Linked DNA regions of Homo sapiens: region 1 is linked to region 2. Evidence: chromatin loops called from intact Hi-C (ENCODE). Cell type or tissue: heart left ventricle. All regions are shown on one strand. Each heading gives the region's core, and the rest is flanking DNA. Links, peaks and the distances in the headings are about the cores only.

Region 1 (10,410 bases), core at 785-8,784, 130 kb after region 2:
CTGGGGATGGGGGCCAGGGTGATTCATTCCCTGGAAACAGAACCTCTGTCACAGCTAGAGATGTGAGGATCAGGGAAAGCAGTAGGGCTTGCCTTGGGCACCCCAGATTAGGGACTCTTCCCCACATGGCATGTTGGACTGGGGTACAATCAAATAATGTTTAGGGTTGCAGTTTTTTAAGTGCCAATCCCTCTTGGATCATACTTAACAAATAAATTAACCAGAACCTGTCCCTTTCCCAGGAGCTGCTGGCACCCATAGAGGCATCTGGTTCTGTTCATTCTACCACAGTCCTTCCAGATTCTTCCCAGACACTCCTCATCCTCACTAGTCTTCACTGAGTAATTCTCAACCTCCAAGAGAACAACCTCTAACACTTGGCAGTCTGAAATCAAGAATCTGTTGAATAATGACTATGGGAATTACATGGTCAACCACACTTACATGAAAAGAAGTGTGAGGTATGGCACATTATCTATGCTTTGGCCCTAACGGAGAGGCAAGATTAGAAGTAGGGCTATTGCATTTTCACCCAAGGAGGCAGAACATAAGGGGGAATCTAAAACATGCAACCAAAATCTGGATTCTAAACCATGACTCCAAGGATCCATCAGTGCAGAGGACCCAATGTATCACCTGCATGAAGAAAAGTTACTTAAGACGCATCTCATTCTAGAAGTACTGAAAACATATGTAAAACCTCCCAACTTGGAAGCTTAGAATCAGAACCAATGAGCATTTAATAAATGCACAGTGTAGTATCACGCAGCACAAGGCAAATTAAACAAGGTTCACTCTCAGCCTTCTAGAAACTTGCTACTGAAAATGGACAATATTGACGCTGATGTGTACAAAAGAGGGTAGACATGAGCAGAATGAATAAATACATGAAGTGGTAACATTATATGCCAGCAAAGGGGATAGTACATTTTGTCAAAGTGCCATGTGATCTCCCACATTTAAGGTGGTAGTTGTGGTAGCGGGGAGGTGGCAGAAAAAGCACTTAAATAATAGACGGCGTATGGTTAAGCAAGGAAAAAAAATCCACCACTGCTTCTCGAAGATCACAATAGCATTTCAAACAACAGTAAAGCACCAGGTACCTCCCCTCCCCCTTTCAGCTGCAGCAGTTGGCCTACATCCACAGAAAGTGTTCTTATTGCTCTCTATCCCAGATACATTAAACCTGGCATCCAGGAGAGGACTAGGCAGGGGAAGCCATTAACGAGGAATCACAGCGAGCTCTCACAGGCAGCTGAGAAGGCTCTTCATGAATGCAGACCAACACTGCCTGTTGTGCTGTTTTGAGTTTCGTTATAGAAATGACTCCAGGGGTCCCTCCCCATGACCATGGAAAACATTTTATAAAGCTTGTTTTCAATCATTCTTTTGAAGGATATACAAACAAAGGCTATAGCTGAGCTGTAGAGTTAAATCATTACTTCGTAGAGCCTTAGTCTGGGACAGAACCCTCTTCCTATGCTAAGGAGATTCTACTACAAAGTAAACAAAATCAATGCATGGAGAGGAAGGCACTTCCACAGCCAAAATTGGGCTATACATGGCAGAGGCACTCAGTTAAATGTTGCTTTGTGAGGTCCAGGTGTGGGTAGGTACATAATACTTTCAGGCCCAACAATACTGGCAGTCCATTTGGCTATTGTTCTCTCGCCCATCATTTATTACTGTATTCCTCCAATTTCCTCTAGATTTTGAAGAATTCTGCATTTTCTCTCTGCTCTTGGATGTCATTTCCTTTCTTTTTTAGTGAAAATCTTATGGATGAAAACCTGATGGCAGAGGGCAAAGGAGTAACTATTTCCCCAATCACCCTAAATTTTTAACAAAAAGCTCAAGATTACAAACAAAAAATCTTCAAACACATATCATTCTCAAAATGAAATGGTGGTTTCTAAAGCAGTCTAGGACAGTTAATGAACCCAAACTGTGTTGTGGGTCAGTAGGGAGTAAATCTTGTGCCACCAGAAAATACAGAAGCTCAATGTCCAAAAAGAAGCCAGCCTCATAGCGCAGATGCCCAGAAAGCCAGCTGCATGTTCCAGTGCCTTACCCCGGGCCTGTCTAAATGAACATTGCTGAGTATCCACACTGTGAATGACAGTGTGCTACGTGCCTTAGGTGGACAGTCAAAAAGGGGAGCGGCATATGTGGGGCCAAGTATGTCTAGGAGAACTGGATTCTAGTCTAAGCTAAAGTAGTAACCGGATGTACCAACTTGGGCAAGTTGTAAAAACCTTCCAAACCCTGAATTTCTCATATTGAATTTAACTAACAATGTCAGGCATCACTTATTAGGAGGCAATTGAGAGATACAAGTGTTCAATGCAAGAGAATAAAGAGATTGGGGGAAGCTTTTGAGAGTTGGGATTCCAGCTGGGCCTAGACAGGTGAGTAGAATTCTAAGGAAAGGGAAGGACGGGGGATTCCGGGAAAGGAAAACAAAGGCCGGAGCCATATTGCCAATTAACGAGATGGTAATGGGCTTCTGGCTAACCAAGCATTAGCATCTGCTAAATGAGGTGAGCCAGGATGACTAAGGAAGAACGTAGATACTACAGAAGGCACTGAAGGCCAGGCTAAGGAACCTGGTCATTCTGCCTCCATTCACTGGGCTGTTTAGTAAAGGGACAGGATCCAAGAACCAGTATCTACATTAGCCGGCACATCCACAGTGACATGGATCAATACCTCCTCACTCAATCTAGGAAATATGAGAGTGAAGCCAAACTAGACAATAAAAGGTGATACCCTTCAAACTCAGACAGCAACTAGAGAAACCATTAACAGAAATCAGCGCTTCTTAAAATATCCTTATGTGCATGTATGTGCCTAGGTACAGGCAATACATCACACAATCTCTAGAATAACAAAAAAATAAAATTAAAACAAAAATCAAATTTCACAAGTGACAACATTTGAAATTGTTATTGCTTCTAAATAGACATGACATTTGTGTGGAAATGAAGTTGTTGGTGTTTATTTGCCTTTTCAGTAGAATTTAAATTGGGCAGGATTTCACAGAAATACAGATTCAGTAACTTTCTGGGGATTAAAAGAAGAAAGGATTGGGAAAAGTGCCCTGGGCTTTGTTGTGGGAAAGGAGATCTGGCTCATTTTTAATTTTCCATTAAAGCCCTACTTTTCAATATAAAGCAGATGGAATCCTTATACAACTCCATGAAAAGCCTACTATTTTTGGATACCTCAAAGATGGAAGCTCTGAAGAAAATGAAAGTGTTTGACTTCATCAGATAAAATCCCACCAGCATATTCAAAAGGCACAGGTACTTAGAAACCTTTAAATTACAAGTTAAGAGGTCTTTCTGTGCGGATTTATGATCCCGGGCCCCTCTCAAGCTTCGGCACTCTCTGACTCTTGCTGACTGATGGTTTCTACCACTTCTCCGCCTGCTCCCACTACTCTAGTTGGGACTCCCTATGTTTGCTTCCTTCCTTGTCTTCCAGAGCTGCCTGCTGACTCTTCCCTTCTCACTGTTGTTCCCAGATACAGAAAAGATGAGAAGCGTTCAGCCCTGCCTGGCCCATACCCACTGAATCCAAATGAGGCCTGGGGATATGCATTCTATGAGATCTTCAGCATATTTGTGCTCTTTTCTTATTATGCGATAAGACCTGGTTCAATATATTCTGTTTGTCACTCTGCTGGGGTGGACAGGAGAACAAAAGGGCTGATGTTTACTGTGCAGAGTCTGTGAGATACTAGGCTGGGAGCTGCTGGGCACCACCTCCACCCTCACAGTTTACAATCTCATTAAAGAGATGGCGCAAATTTAGTGTGAAGAACATAGATGTTGGAGCCAGACTGCTGTGTTCAGATCCCAGCTCTGTCACTTACTCTGTGACGCTGACTAAATCACTTAGCCTCTGTGACTCAGTTTTTCCATCTTTTAAATGGGATAATAATGGTAGTACCTCCTAGAATTGTGCTGGGTGTTATGTTGACAAATCAATCATAAAATAGAGTCCCTGACTTCCAAAGAGCTCACAAGTCGGTGGGAAAGGCCAGTGCCTGCCCCACTGTCCTACCCAGCTGGTTCCCTCAGCCTTACGAATCAGGCTATGATGAGGATGATGATGAGGTGGTAATCAGGTGCTCTGGGAGCCCAGAGGTAAGAGAGATGGGAGGGCTTCTCAAGAGGCAGTAGGTTTTGAGGGGAGTCATCAGAAAGGGTGAGACTTCCACGGTGGGTAAAGGTGCCTCTGCATCCTGCAACACAGGACACAGAAGTAACTGCAAAGCAAAGGCAAGGAGGCAGGGAATGAGGAACCACAGCTCTGGAGCAAAAGCAGGAAAGAGTTTAGCAGTCACACAGACCTGGCTTCACTAGTTATTAGCTGTGTGACCATGAGCCATTTGCCTCTCTGAGCTTCAGTCTCCCCATTTGACTAATGGGTATAATAATACATGCCTCCTAGAGTTGCTATGATTAAGTACATGACTGTATGTAAGCACCTAACACATGCCTCCGAGTTCAATAAAATGGCAGGTGCTATTATTTCTATGGTGTATTCAGGGAGGAGTAGGTAGCTGTGGTATGCTCTCTACTTTTTTGCAGTATCACAGAAAGGAGAATACAAGGCCAGAAACAAGTAGTCCTCTAAAAAAGCTTTCTGAGTGCAAATAAGCAATGAGCTAGGACTTTCCCATGGTACTTTTTTCTCCCCCAAACTCTTACAGTTAATAGGTACTCAATACATATTTGCCTAAACCAACCAAGTGCTGCTCGAGGTCATGGGTTTACAAGGGCAGAGTATGTGATGATCTCTGCTTCCTAAGTATACCCAAGAAGGAGACCCAAGTCAGGCTTCACTTCCAGACGGAGGTGCACAGCAGGCTGTTCTGGAAGCAGGCTGAGACAAATGGGAAAGCGCTCTCAACCAAATATTACAACAACTCGGAGTCTTACAAACATTGTTAAAGTTTCATGAGTCAGTAAGCATTATCTTTTCCTCCCACGTTTTTATTAGACCATAAATCCAATTCAATTTATATTCTTCCAGGATTACTGCGTTCTAATCAAGTCCACAGTGTCACTTATTCCTAAGTTGTCTATATTGCATGTCACCCAAGTCCATTTGGATAATACCATTCAGGCTTCTCATGTGTTTTAGTAGCTAAAAATTAGATTTGCTCAACTAGAAACACTAAAAAAATTATTATAGTCCTCTAAATAACACAAATCACTCTTTTTTCATAGGAGCCAAATGTGTGAAAGTCATAACCCATAGTTTTTTCTTACTTTATAGTTCATTCTACCTTTAGAAAAGTCACAATGACATTCTGAAGTCAAACTCGAGGGATTTCCATTGTAAATAGGTTAAAATTCTGGTTATCTGACTAAAAGAAACCCTTTTACAGGGTTAACGTCAGAATGCTTTCATGTTTTCCGTTCTCAAGAATGAAGGTGCTGCATTTCTTACTAAAAATGCTGTTTTCAATCATACCATGTAAGTAAATTTCCCAACTTTTCTAACAATTTTTGATTCAGAACCGACAATCACCCAAATCTCTTTCTAAAATATTCAAAGTTTCCTTACATACACACAATATATTGTCATCATCCCTTCCCTAAAGCATGTATGTCATATGTGTATATATACACATACACACATACATATGGATTAACAACAGCAGCAAACACATAGCTTTTCCTATGTGTAGGACACTGTTCTGAATATTTGACATGTATTAACTCACTGAATCCTCACAGCAACCCTCTGAGGCAGGAACTACTATCTCCATTTAAAGATGAAGAAAAGGAGTCACAGAGAGACCAGGTAACTTGGCCCAGCCCACACAGCTGGAAAGGGTCAAACCCGGACCCTACCCCAACCTCATGCTTTTGTTTTGTTTTCTTTTGTTTTGAGACAGAGCCTCACTCTCTCGCCCAGGATGGAATGCAGTGGCACAATCTCAGCTCACTGCAACCTCTGCCTCCCAGGCTCAAGCGATTCGCCTGCCTCAGGCTCCCAAGTAGCTGGGATTACAGGCCTGTGCCACCACACCGGGCTAATTTTTGTATTTTTAGTAGAGACAAGGTTTCGCCGTGTTGGCCAGGCTGGTCTTGAACTCCTGACCTCAGGTGATCCACCTGCCTTGGCTTCCCAAAGTGCTGGGATTACAGGCGTGAGCCCCCGTGCCCGGCCCCAACCCCATGCTCTTAACCACACCACACACCTGGGCTGAGAGGTGTGAAACCTGGTGACTTTGCCATCTTGGACAAGTTGCTTAACCTCTTCATTTAACTTCATTTTTCCTCACGAGTAAAATGAACATGTTGACTACATGATCTCTAAGATTCCATGGCCTGTGCCCATGAAAAACCGCAAGAGTCCTTCATGGTTGTATGTTCTACAGGCTTTGATATGTGTTTTTACCCTGGCTGGGGAGCAACAGATTTCTAGACTTCTCCCCCTCTAGTTCTCCTGATGCTGCTTTGGGCAGGTTCAGATATCTTCAGTGCTAAATCCAACTGCATTTTTTGTTCTTTATGTTGCTCAACTCTGAAGCTGGTCTAGTACTCCGCAGGCTCCTCTCCCATTCTGGGCCTGACTCCTCCTCTGTTCCTGGGCTTGCTCTCTGCCCTTTCTGCTCTTTCTACTCCACACATTCTCCCTGGGTGACCTCACCCACATCCATGGCTTCAATTTTTGTAATTTGTTTGCTAACGAATTTATATTCAAGACCTAGTCCTGGCTGGGAGCAGTGGCTCATGCCTATTATCTCAGCACTTTGGGAAGCTGAGGTAGGTAGATCCCCTGCAATCAGAAGTTCGAGACCAGCCTGGCCAACGTGGCGAAACCCCAATAATTAGCCGGGTGTGGCGTTGGGTGCCTGTAATCCCAGCTACTCGGGAGGCTGAGGCAGGAGAATCGCTTGAACCTGGGAGGTGGAGGTTGCAGTGAGCTGAGATCACGCCATTGCACTCTAGCCTGGGCAACAAGAGCGAAACTCCGTCTCGGGAAAAAAAAAAAAAAAAAAAAAAAAGACCTAGTCCTCTTCCCTCACTCCAGACCTCTCTATTTACCTGCCTATGAGCTACTACACCTGGAAGTCTAAAGTGTTTAAGATAAAGTCATCGCTTAGATACCTGCCCCCTGCTTTCCTTATTGGACTGCTTGTCTCTACCTAATTTCCCAGAGAAATTCTTTTCTACCTACCCCTACACCCTGTCTACTGCTCTCTAATTCTTTTTTGCTCCATCTGCACCTCCTTTCCTTCCATTTAGACCCTCATCTACTACTCATTTAAGTTTCCATAACTACCTTCCCTGCATTAGTTCTGCCTGCCCTCGGTCAAAGGCCCATACTGTGGCCAGATCTTTATAAAAATACAATCACATCAAAGCCACATCTCCACTTACAACTCTTAAATGGCACTCAGGATAAAGTACGTACAAGAATCTTTCTCAGTTTCTCCTTCAGCTCTGTCATTTCCCTTTGTCCATCTCTGTACCACTCCAAACAGCCCTGAACTAACTGCAGTTCCCCAAAAGGTCTGTGCATTCGCCCTCTGGGCTGTTCTTTCTGGGACAGGGAGCTTCCCACAACACTCACCTAGCCATCTCTACTCATCTTGCCTTCAGACCCCTCCTCTTCCAGCCTTCTCTGCTTGGCTATCCCACTTGCCCACCTCTTTTCCAGGTTCATGCTCCATTCTGCACACTCTCTGCCATCCTACATGGACCCCTAAAATCCCAGCATTTCTAACATTGGTCAGAGACTCCTTTATAGCTCTGCAAAACTAGCAAGTAAGTTCCTTCGGGACAGGATCACATCTCTTTTGCCTTGAACCATCGAATTAATTGTCTGGCAAATAGAATACGCAATGAATGAATGCTGTTAAATGAGTAAGTATGTAGACAATTCATAAACTTATACAGACCTAATTGTGTACCACAGAAAGACCCAGCTTTAAATAATCACACAGAGTAAAATTATTTCCAGTATCGACATGCCTTGCTTTACCATTGTTTAATTTAATTTTGTATTTCCCAGGTAAGTAGTAGATAAGTGTCTGAATGGAAGGAGGGTAGGGATGAATATTGTATTTCTATTTGGCTATAAAATTATATTTCTCATCAACCAAAAGTCTTAGTTTCTAAAGCATTTCAGTCACCCTCCCTTATGGCACATAACGTATTTTAATATCATCATTATATGTAGTATTTTGAATATTACCTAGTGGCTAAGGGCAAAGGCTTTGGAACCAAACTAATTGGACCTGAATCCTGACTCTACCACTTAGTAGCTGTATGATCTTGAATTAGTTACTTAACAAGCTACTAAAGTTTGCTTCAATTTCCCATCTGTAAAACGGAGATTATAAGTGAAACCACTTCATATTATTATTGTTAAGATCGGAGCTTAAACAGTGCTTGGCATATAGTAAATGCTCAACAAATGTTAACAATTATTAATTATTTTTATCTCTTCTAGTAGACCGTGAACTTCTGAAAAGCAAGGACAGCAGAAGTATTCATTTCCAGGACCTCATCTCCCCAGTGCCTTGCACAAAGTAACATACTAGGCTAATGTCTGCAGAACAGATGAATATAATGAAGTATTCATGGCAAAAAAAAGTGCATTAACAATTATGATGGCTGGTATGAATGGAATTGCTCCAACAATTTGGAAGCCTGTGGAGAACAGGGACTACCCAGAACACTAGAACCCTGCTCATGGAGATTTGGAAGCTCACTTAACCTCCGTGGAATATGCAAGACTCACAGACAAAGAGGGCAGCTGAGTGACAGAGGAGACCCATGTGGGCCTGAAGAGCTGGCTGGCTGAGCCTCCTGCCCTTCCGTTAAGAAGCTGCAAGGCCTTGGGGCAAGGAGTTTCACCTCTCAGGCTAATTAATTTCCTCTTCCAATTAAGAGGGAGTGGGACTGTGATTTCTGTTTTTCTTTTTGAGATAGGGTCTCACTCTGGAGCCCAGGCTAGAGTACAGTGGTATGACCTCAGCTCACTGCAGTCTCTACCTCCCAGGCTCAAGTGATCCTCCCACCTCAGCCTCTTGAGTAGCTGGGACCACAGATGCATGCTACCATGCCTGGATAGTTTTTAAAAGATTTTTCGTGGAGACGAGGTCTCACTATGTTGCCCAGGCTGATAACAAACTCTTGGGCTAAAGTGATCCACCCACCTCAGCCTCCCAAAGTGCTGGGATTACAGGCGTGAGCTGCAACATCCAGAAGGAGTGTGATTTCTAAGGACTCTCCTAGCAACTTTGGGAGTCTACAGAATGACCAGATGAAAAATGAAGCCAAGAAAGGTGCTTTTGGAGTAAAAGAACCACATCAAAGTCAACACAGGAAGCATCAGATGATTGTATCACATGGGATTATTGAGTAGGAATTGGCAACATTTGAAACATAAAATTTGAAACATGACAAAAAGTAAGATTTTTGAAACATGCTTAGGATGAAAAGATCTAAACTTATAAAATCAAAAGAAAAGCAATGACGGGTGTCCGCTCTAGGTTTCTATTTAATTCCCATTAGCCTATAAGTTTCTTGAGGGCAGTGAATGTGCCTTGATAAGTGGCAGTGTTTGACAAAGCTGTTCAATAAAAATACATTTATTCTGTATCTTTTTTCTGAGCACATGGCTAAACTACATTTCCCAGGCTCCCTTGCAATTAAATGTGGCCATATAACTAGCCCTCAAGTAAAGAATGTGAGAGGAAGTGATGGTGGCACTTCCAGGCTAAGGTATTTTAAAAGTGGGTGTGCCCCGTCTACTCTCTGTTGCCCCTTCTGTAAACTGAAACAGGTTACGATGATAAGCTATGGGATGGTGGAGCTACAAGATAGGGGTGTGGGACCCAGAGTCACTGCATGGAGGAAAGCCACCTACCGACCAGAAACATGAATTTTTGACTATTAAATGAGCAAGAATAAACGTCTATTGCTTTTGAGCCATTATATATTTGCAGGCCTATTTGTTACACCTGCTAACATTAGCCTAATTGATACAGGTGTTGAGCACATACCAAAGACCTAACTCACATTTGTTTAATGTTAAATGAAACAGAATACCCGCTAAGATAAAACTTGGTAGGAAACAAGATAAGTAAGATAAGGTTCCTTTTATCAATGTGCTGACCAATTAATGGTGGAAATAGACTCATGCGAAACATAATGCCTGCTGCCAAAGTTTGAAACCAAAACATGATGATTTGTTTGGAAAGGAGAAGATGGAAACGGCTTCACAGAGGAGATGACATTTGAGCTGGGCCCCAAAGGTTAAAAAGGACTTCGAGCAAGTCAGATGGGGTTGGAGATTCCAGACCCAGGAGAAAGCAGAGTGTGCATTTGCTCACATTCAACCTTATCATTAAGTCTCTTAAACTTGGTCAACAGA
Region 2 (10,410 bases), core at 1,459-9,458:
GATGCTGGGTTCAGCCAATGGCCCCAGCCCAGCTATGAAAAAAAGCATGCAGGACTCTGCCAATGTGGGAAAGTCCTCTCTTTGCTGCCAACTGGAGGGAGTGAAAATATGTGCCTTGCTAAATGACATTGTGGTAGGGAGAATTCTGAGCTGTCCCCCAGGACTCCTACTCCCGGTGTATGTGCCCTGCAAATCCCTAGGATTTATGAATGATGGGGTAGTCACTCCATCATCGGGTTGTTATTTGGCACAGCCGACTTTGAGAGATCATCCTGGGTGGACCTGACCTAATCAGGTGAACCCGTGAACGGTATGCCAGTTCCTGGAAAAGTAGATTAAAAGTGAGAGAGGCCTTCATTGTGGGGGAGATTCTCCACAGCTGCCTTTAAAGATGAAGGGGCTATGTGGCCAGACACATGGGTGGTCAGAGCTGAGAACAGCTCGGTCAAGAACCTGAATGAACCTGGAAATGGATTCCTCCCTAGTCAAGCCTTCAAACAACAACATAATCAGCTAACATTTGATTTCGGCTTTGCTGAGCAGAGAATCCCCTCCGTGCCTGGATTTGTGACTGACAGAAATGTGAGCTAACAGATGGATGTTGTTTTAAGCTACTAAGTTTGTAGTACTTTGTTAGGCAGCAGCAGAAAACTAATACATGTTTTGGTGGGATGGGCACCATGGGGATGATGGCTCCAATTTCAGCAGTCATGACCAATATCCAATCAGTGTTCCCTGTAGCCTAGGTGCAGGCTGGACTCTGCAAAATGCTGTCCCATTAAAATCTAGTAACAACTCTAAAACACAGGTATTACTATTTCCCCACACTTTACAAGGGAGGAAAAGAGGGGTTGGGGAATTTGTCCACAGCTATGTCAGTCATAGAGATGGGATTTGAAACCAGATAGCCTGATTCCATGGCCAACACACAGAGTCTCTATACTAGAGCTATTTCCTGACCATGGAATCCTGGCCAGTCCATGCAAGGGTGTGGGTGTGAGGGCTGGAGGTGTTGAGGGAAAAATCCTATAGGGAAGAATTGGTTCCACAGAGCTCAATATCTCACACATTATGATATGGTTTGGTTGTGTCCCCAGCCAAATCTCACCTCAAATTGTAATCCCTATAATCTCCATGTGTCAAGGGCAGGACCAGGTGGAGGTAATCGAATTATGGGGGCAGTTCCCTCATGCTGTTCTCGTGATAGTGAGTGAGTTCTCATGAGATCTGATGGTTGGTTTTATAAGCATCTGGCATTTCCACTGCTTGCACTTACTCCGTCCTGCCGCCCTGTGAAGAAGGTGCCTGCTTCTCCTTTGCCTTCTGCCATAATTGTAAGCTTCCTGAGGCCTTCCCAGCAATGCGGAACTGCAAGTCAATTAAACCTCTTTCCTTTATAAATTACCCGGTCTCAGGTATTTCTTCACAGCAGTGTGAGAATGGACTAGTATACATTACTAACGGAGGCACTGATTTCAGGGACTAGGTCTCACCTCCATCCCCAATGCACATTCCATTCCCCCAAGACAGTGGATTCTGTAGAGATGCTGGACCATACTAGGTGCAGTGAGTCACCATCTTCCTTCGTGCGGTTTGGCATATTAATGACTATTTGGGCCGATGACACTGAAGCAGCCCTTAATTTCCTCATCTTTCCTAGTCATGGCAAGGGTATTCATAAGTACCATGAAGGAGTTGGCACTGGTTTCCTTGGTATAAAAATCAGCTTTCCTATTGCACTTAAAATATGATTTGCTTTACAGGCAAAACTTTCTGGAACATATTTACTGCATAAACTGAGATACACATATAATGCCTCCACCAAGCACAAAATAACAGCTTTCTACTCTTGGTGAAGCCTGTGAGGGAGAGCCCCTCGCCAAATGCAAGTATTAAAATATTACAGTCTCTGAGGTGAGAAGATAGATGTAAAAGTGGGAATATACACAATGCAGACACTAGCCACATGCAATCATGGGAGAACAGAGCCTACTTAAAAATCAAACCCAAGCTTTGCTTCAGAAATAAGTGGAGTTGAACCCATTCGATCATTTACGCATGACTTTGCAAAGGTTCTCTGGAGGGGGAAGAGGATCAACCTTCTCTCATACCGCACAGCAAGGGAACCAAAGTAATATAAATCACTCTTAAAAATGTCATGTTACTTTAAGAATAAGCCATACTGCTGGCACCTAGAATATTTTTGTGGGTCCCCATCTCTGGCTTTTCTTGTTCAAATGGCCCCCAGGCTAAGAGGCAGCTGCTCACATCCCTGCAACAAACATGTTCTTTCCTTTCTGCATAGCCTTCCATTTCTCGAGCCCGAAGACTCAAAAGCGCTCAATAAAAGAGAAATGGAAGCATCAGACCCCAGTGGTGAGATTTAAGACTGCAGTCAACTGAATGCTGGAACCAGTCCCAAACCTAAATGGCCAAATGAGGCTTTAACACCAAACCATGGAAAGGCTCCAAGAAAAGAGTAAGAACATTTTCTTCTTAAATTCATTTTGCTCTGGATCTCAGGGTTAAGACAAGAGTGAAATGGTGATGAAAACAAGGATGATATGTTTTAACCCCATCTATGCCAAAGGTTTCAGAAAGAATTAGAGCACAGGTTGTAAAGTTTTTTCAGGCTCCACCCCCTGCCCGCAAGCCTTTTTGGACCATAGAAAAGCCCCTTGTAGTTAATATTTTTAAAATTTCATTTAAAGTGAGATATAATTCATATACCATAAAATTCACCCTCTTGAAGCACACAGTCCAATGGTTTTTAGTACATTTACAAAGGAGACCATTTCCATTATCTAATTCCAGAACATTTTCATTGCTCCAGAAAGAAACCCATGCCCATTAAGCAATCGCTACCCACTCCCTTCTCTCCCCAGCCCCTGGCAACCACGAATCTAATTTCTGTCTCTATGGATTTGCCTATTCTTGACATTTCATATCAACAGAGTCACATCATATGTGGTCTTTTGTGATTGGCTTCCTTTGCTTGGTATAATGTTCTCCAGGTTCATTCATGTAACATGTATTAGTACTTCATTCCTTTTTATGGCTAAAAGATATTCTACTGTATGGATATACCAGATGTTGTTTATCTATTCATCAACTGATGGACATTTGGGTTTTTACGTTTTGGCTCTTATGAATAATACTGCAACAAACATTCATGCTCAAGTTTTTCTGTGGAGATATGTTTTCAACTCTCTTAGATTAATATTTCAATATATAAGAAATTTATACAGATAAGAGAAACTCTAAGTTTAGGAAACAGAAACATATATTGGCAACAAAAAAAGGAAAAACAATTTGTGAAACATATGGGAGAATATTGCCTTTGGTAGTAATCAGAGAAATACAATTTAGATTAGTGAGATACTATGTATCACTTCTAAATTCACACATTAAAAAAATAAGTATACTCAATAGTGATGAAGTTTCCTTGAAATGAATATGACTCTCTTACATTGCTGATAGAAGACCAGAAATCAGTGTAAAACCATTTGGTAAACCAATTTGGCAATATAAAAAATTCTTAAAAATGGGCATACTCGGCCAGGTGTGGTGGTTCACACCTGTAATTCCAGCACTTTGGGAGGCTGAAGTGGGTGGATCACTTGAGGCCAGGAGTTCAAGACCAGCCTAGCCAACATAGTGAAACCCCAACTCTACTAAAAATACAAAAATTAGATGGGTGTGGTGGCAGGCACCTGTAAACCTAGCTACTCGAGTGGCTGAGGCATGAGAATCGCTTGAACCAGGAAAGCAGAGGTTTGCAGTGAGCTGAGATGGCGCCACTGCACTCCAGCCTGGGTGACAGAGTGAGACTGCCTCAAAAAAAAAAAAAAAGGGGGTCGGGGGTGGCATGTCCTTTAACCTGTAAATGTGTGCTAAAGACACGCCTTTTAAAAAAATGACATGAAGAGGTTCTATGAAGTATTATTTATCATTTGAAAAATTAGAAAACTTGTTAGTTGTTTAGCATGAGGGCAATGGCTAAAGTAAATTGTAAGGTATGCCCATAAAGACAAGTTAAGCAGAAATTAAAACTTACATTTACTGAAATTATCAGCAATATGGAAAGATGTTCATGTTATATTAGGAAGGATCACATGATTGCAACTATATAACAAATGCCTAGAAAACTCTTTGGAAGGAAACATGCTGAGATTATGGTGGTGTGCAGATGATAACACTATGGGCAACTGTTCTTTCTTTGCTCTCTGTGTCTTTTTTCTCAGATTTGTCTATACCAAGAATGTACTTTTTTTATAATGAGAATAAATCACCTTTATTTTTCTATAAGAAAGTTCCCTTTAATATTATCAGTTACTGATTGAATTTGTATGTAAGTTGAAACAACTACACATTGATGAAGTATACTTTGTCAACTGAAAAATTAAGAGGGAGAGACTGACTGATTCCAAAGCCTGTTGAGAGGCAACTCCTTCTAGAAGGTGTGAAGGGTGAAAGGTACCAATGGACAGTGAGCCTGCTGAGCGTGTGCTCTTAACTAATCTGTGCTGGAAAGTAAGCAGTGAGGCGCAGTGCTGGGAGTGGGCGGTGAGTGCACAGCAATGAACAGCCATAGATATCTAATTAAGGGCACGAAAAAGGCAAAGCCACATGCAGAGGATCCTGTAGGGGACAAGTGTGGAATCTGGGATAACCGAACCAAAAGCAGGGTGGCTGGATTAGTGGGGTTTTGAGACCCTTTGGGCCACACATCCTAGGTACTTGGGGACACCCACTAAATTCAGAATGACGGTACTCACTCAAGTCTACCTTGGCACCTAACCAAGGCAATCTGATTCCTGAGGTGTCTGTAGGAGCTCTCTGTGAGTGAGGTCATGAAGACCACGCATGGGCTTGGCTCTAGGAAGGTGGAGAGGATGAAACAAAGCACTTTTGTTCTTTGGATGCCAATTGGTGGGAGAGGGAAGGGGGCCTGCCCTCGCTCTTGTTGCCTTCACCCTTTCCTGTTGGGACACTGAGCTGGGCATTTTAATGCTTTGACTTTGAGCCACTGCCCCTAGAACCTGGGGCAATCCAAGCAGGGCACAGAACAGTAGGCAACACTGGTTCATGTGACCTGAAAATTTTCAGAAACACTAGGCACAGAAGAGATGTTTCTTCCTGATGTTGATATCCAATCAAGTATCTTCCTACCCTCCTTACCCTCATTCTATAAAAACAATCAACCAGAGAAAAAGAGAAAAGAAAAACAAAAACGTGGGCTTCTATTCATGACCAGCAAAGAGAAACAGGAAGGTCAGTGTCACATCTGGGCCACAGTGGCAGAGCCTAGCTTTCTGGGCTGCGCCTGTTTAAGGAACAGTGGTGGCAGAACTGGCCGAGGGCCCAAGGGTCAGGGTGTCACCTGGCAGAGCCACAAGAAAACACATTAGCACAAAGCGGCTGTTTGAATAGGCGTCATCAATGCCCCCTCCCCAAGTACGAGGACCGCTGAGAATGAAAGCCGAGGAGGTTCACTCTCCAAGGCCGAACAAAACCCGCCCTGCCAATCTTCCCAGTCTCTATAGAGGTTCCTCGCCAGATGATTCTGCAAATGTGGCCTCATCCTTTCAAAAACAGTGCATTCTTTTTCTCTTTCTTTAATTCACTAGTTCCAGTCAAGAAGATCCAATTCCTTTAAAGACACAGAAAGGACTTTGAAGAAGGAGATTTGACTTCTTTTGCCTTTGAGCTGATAGCACGGTGCTTGTGGTCTCCATGTCTCCCATTTTCGCTGATCATTTATCTGGTTATGAAGTCACAGCCCAATCTAAATCTACCAGCCTGAGAATTTGGCTGTGAGGCCACTTGCACTGTGTTTTTGGGGCAGAGGCTGGTGTCTTTCCTTTGAAGAATAACATGAAGCCCAGTCCCCCGGCCCCTGGGTCTTTGTGTTGGCACTTTATTCAGGCTGCCAGAAATCAGCAACAACAGCAGGGATAACTTTTGCATCCCCTGCCGTGGTGTAGAATTTCAAAGCTTCTTGCAGCTGTTTTGGTGTGAATGCAGATAAAGTAGCCAGTCAGAAAGCATAGTCTATCTAATTCCACGGCCTCTATGGGGACAGAATGGCTCAGGAGGACGGGAACAAAAGGAGCAGAGAGGCAGACTCCAGCCAGCCTCCTCCTACACTTTATTGCCTGAAGGAAAGGAGGATGGTCTCTGCCTTCCCTGATGTTGGTTTCCTCACCCTGGGTGAGCCCAGGGTGGTTGAATATGTCGTGCGTGTCTCAGTAAAGTTTTCACTAGAGGTCTGCATTTATGAATGCAAATTGAGTGCCAAGAGAGACACAGAGGAAATTAAAGGAGGAACATCAGTAAGAGGAAGAGAATGTGGAACCACCAGAAGGTAGTGATGCTTTCCCCAGCAGCACACAAAAAACAGTATTTGGGATGACAAGCTGTGGCCACTCTGTGTGGGAGGAACATGTGCTACATGGGCTAGACCACTTGTGGATGACCTACTTAACACCTGATGGAAACCCAGTCAGATTTTTCTTAACAAATCCAAAAAAGGTAACACTGGGTTTACATACCAGCATACATTCTGCGAACACTACTGCTTGTAAAAGTTATGGTGAAGCAATTTAATAGTGACTTTTCACTTGGCCTATGAATGAGGTAGAGAATACAATGTTTTTTTATACTGTTGTCCTACAGAGTGATTAAACCTTAAGTTCACTCCTTAAAAATGGCACAGCAGTTAATCTTCCCTTTTTCCTAGGTGCTTGCAGGATTCTGGTATCAGGCAGGGTTGCCCTGGGTCTAAAGGGACACGGCCTTGGCAATCTTGCAGCCCAAATCCACGTCACTGAAAGTAAGCGAGCGGTGGAGGGTGAAGGCGGGTGAAGGCAGGTGAAGGGTGTGCAGGCTGCCTGCTATCCCCTCGCTGTCCCACCAAATCCACCCCACCCTCCTCCATCATAATAGCTTTAGTGAGCCTCTGGCTTTGCAGCTGAAGACTGCATTCTCAGACTCTCTTGCAGCTAGGTGTGGCCAGATCACTTAATTCTAGTCAACTCCTTGTGACTGGGTATAATATATTCAACTCCTGAATCCTTCAAAAGGGAGCTGGTCGTCCTCCACTTTCCTTCCTGCTTCCTGTGGGCTGGGAAGTGGGTGTGGTGCTGGTGAACTGGCTTCAACAGACAGACAATGGCAACCCAACAGGGAACAGCAGGACCACAGGATGGAAGGAACCTGGGCCCCGGACAGCTTCACGGAGCACAGCTGCTCGTCTACCCGAAAGCACCCACCACTGACCCCAACACGAGAGGCATGAATATTGATCTTGTGTGGGCCACTGCTTCTTTGGGAGGAGATGGGGGAGGGCATGCAGTGGGATCTTTGTTATAACAGGGAGTCTGCAGCAACACACGGAGGAAGTGAATCTAATACAGAGGTCAAAGGGTGGCTGTGTGGGCCACGTGTCTCCCCACTCCCGAGAACCAATAAGAACTTCTGATTACCTTTGACACAAACAGTTAAACTTGAATTAAGGCAAGTTAGTAGGATAACAACAACAGTAACAATAACAATGCCTACCACTTTTTGAGAACTTATTTTCTGCTTGACCTTTTACATATGCTATCTCATTTAATCCTCAGAGCAACCTTACAAGTATATTTTACAGTCAAGGAACCTTGGGCCCACAGAATTGGAGTAACTTTCCCAGAGTTACTCAGGCCGTGGGACCTGGACATGAATCTAGATCTAATACGCTTGCATCTTCTACCTACTACACCATGCTGTTTTTTGAGAAGCGTGCTCTGCTCCTAGCCATTTTCTAAGTCCAGCTTAGCATTTGTTCCCAAGTCTCCGGGACATCTTAGTCTGGAATTAAGTCTTCTGTTTTAGAGAAGGTCTGTAAGCAGTGCATTAGCCCAGAACCAGGATGCTGAGTAGCCCTGTGGCACAGAGCGTATCACTCTGAAGTTCTGGAGCCCAGTTTCCTCATCAGTGCATTAGCCCAGAACCAGGTTGCTGAGTAGCCCTGTGGTACAGAGCGTGTCACTCTGAAGTTCTGGAGCCCAGTTTCCTCATCAGTGCATTAGCCTGGAACCAGGCTGCTGAGTAGCCCCGTGGCACAAAGCGTGTCACTCTGAAGTTCTGAAGTCCAGTTCCCTCATCAGTGGAGCAAAGTGGGCTTCCAAGCCAGGCACGGTGGCTCATGCCTGTAATCCCAGCACTTTGGGAGGCTGAGGTGGGCGGAATACTTGAAGCCAGGAATTGGAGACCAGCCTGGGCAACATGGAGAAACCCCATCTCTACAAATATACAAACATTAGCCAGGCATGGTGGTATGTGCCTGTAGTCTCAGTTACTTGGGGGGCTGGGGCGGGAGGATCACTTGAGCCCGGGATATTGAAGTTGCAATGAGCCATGTTCGTGCTACTACACTCCAGCCTGGGTGACAGAGTGAGACCCTGTCTCAAACAAACAAAAAACAAACAAACAAACAAACAAAAAAATGTGAGCTTCAACAAGGAGCCCTCCAGGGTTCACACCAATGCTGAAGGAGCCCAAAGACCTTTTGCACACATTGAGCAGAACCACTGAGTCCACAGACAGACAGGCAGCTCTTGGCCCTCAGCTGAACCTCAGGAATTATGAGGACTCATGGAATGACCTGACCAAGTGCTCAGGTTTGGCTCTAAATGCTCAGATGACCCCTGCTGTGCCAGAGCCTTGAGAAGGTACATTATGAGAGTTTTAATGATGTGAGAAGAGCTAGGCATTGCTGTGTCCTACAGTTTTTATTTAATTTTTTGCCCTATGGTTTAAAGTACTCTTTCTTACTACAGTTTTCAGAAGACCTATGTCCTCCACTTTCCTTTGTTGCTAAAATGAAGAACAACTTATGATCTGGCTCAACCAACTCTGGCATTCATGACATGCTGTGGTCTTGACCCTCCTCCCTCATCACAGGGAGGCTCCACTTCTCTCTGGCTCTACCCTACAGGGTTGCTAGGTACAGCTGTTCTCCTTCTGAGCTGCTGGAGATGAAGTTAGAAGAAAACAATAACAAGAATGAAGAAACGACCCCCCCTACCCCAAACAAAAGTTACTCCGAAATCACCATAGTAACAAATCACCAGTTTTCAACTGTTTCATTTCCTTTGCATTTTTGTTTCTCTGCACATACCCTTTTATTTATATTCAGCCCCAGCTCTAGCCTTTATTCAACAAGCATATTTTGATCCCCTTTATGTGACAGGCACTGTGCTAAGGGCTGCCGGTATAAAGTCAAGTACACATGGCCTCTGTCCTCAGGGAGCTAATATATACTTAAGAGGGAGACAGACAAGTAAATCGAGGGACTCAGGTTGGAGAGGGGACACAGAGGGAGTTCTAATTCATCCAGGTCAGCAATTGAGAAAGTGACTGGATATTAGCCCAGGCAGGGAGGAGATGGGCACTGCAGGCAAGGGAATAGCATATCTGAGGGCACAGAGGTGTGGAACACCATGATACCCTCAAAGAACCGTAAGTGTTCTTACGGCTTATTTGATTTATGGCCATATTTATGGAGCATTCAAATATGTGCCAAGCATATTTCGAGGCTTTGGGTGCTAAGGCTGAAGAAGACAGGCTCCCTGCTCAAAAGGAGCTTATAGTTTAATGGGATTGAAATGTGTAGCTGGGTAAGTGGCTGAGCTTGAGAAGCAGTCAGAAGCCAAATCTTAAACAACTATGAGTCCATTCTACTGAGCCCTCACTATGGTGCCTAAAGCTTTCCTAGGTGCAATATGCAAATGACCTTTGATCCATCAACATCCTGTGCTGGGTATTATCATCATCATCAATGAAGGGAGGTAAAGTTATTTGCCTAAGGCCTCAGTGCTAGGTTTAACTGCATTTTAACCCAGATCTGGCTAAATCTGAGACCTATAAGCAAAAGCATTTGCACATTATACAACTGATACTTATCCAGTATTAAGCAGGAGTGAAACTGGGTCTTGATAGACACATACTGAAGCTGGGGAGAAAAGAGAAGCATGGGGGGGTGCCAGATCAAGAAGGCAAGGGTAGAAAGAGACTGCATGCAAGTGGCTGGACAGGGAGGTATCTAAGTAAGCTATGACTTCCTAAGTGGACCAATGACTCTATCCATTCTAGCTACCTGTCTATTCATAATTCATACCTCACAAATCATCCCCAACTGTGGCAAAGCCGTAGCTTTTGTTACATGTGAGAATAAAGATCTGAAACCATAAATGGCTGCAGAGGTGATCTACTTTGGAACTATATAAGTGACATTATCTGAGAGCCCTGGCACACAAAACACTTCATATCTTTTGGGGCTGGTAGGAGTGAGAAATAGGCTTGCACAGTTGTGTAAGTGGCTGCCTAAACATGATGAGGACAGGTAACACCACAGATAGACATCTG

Evidence for each region. Hi-C counts contacts between places; a loop is a spot of excess contacts. Peaks named below come from ENCODE experiments on the same cell type or tissue, not always from the same donor. Only the 100,000 strongest peaks of a DNase experiment are listed, where the experiment ranks them.
Region 1: a loop joins it to region 2, with 2.1 times the contacts of the local background. A loop is called at or near these places in 24 of 110 quality-filtered maps.

The regions. Positions count from the first base shown.
Region 1 is chr6:111,860,453-111,870,862 of GRCh38, forward strand. The region is part of intron 1 of FYN (FYN proto-oncogene, Src family tyrosine kinase); the gene reads right to left. Among named protein-coding and RNA genes, the nearest start is that of FYN, 7.8 kb to the right of the region's middle. In heart left ventricle, for the core only: no CTCF peak of the experiment used is centred there; no DNase peak of the experiment used is centred there.
Region 2 is chr6:111,725,636-111,736,045 of GRCh38, forward strand. The region is part of intron 3 of FYN (FYN proto-oncogene, Src family tyrosine kinase); the gene reads right to left. Among named protein-coding and RNA genes, the nearest start is that of TRAF3IP2, 120 kb to the left of the region's middle. RefSeq lists enhancers at 4,882-5,768, 5,769-6,653. In heart left ventricle, for the core only: a CTCF peak has its summit at 2,375; a DNase peak (open chromatin) is centred at 5,356; H3K27ac peaks cover 1,390 bases.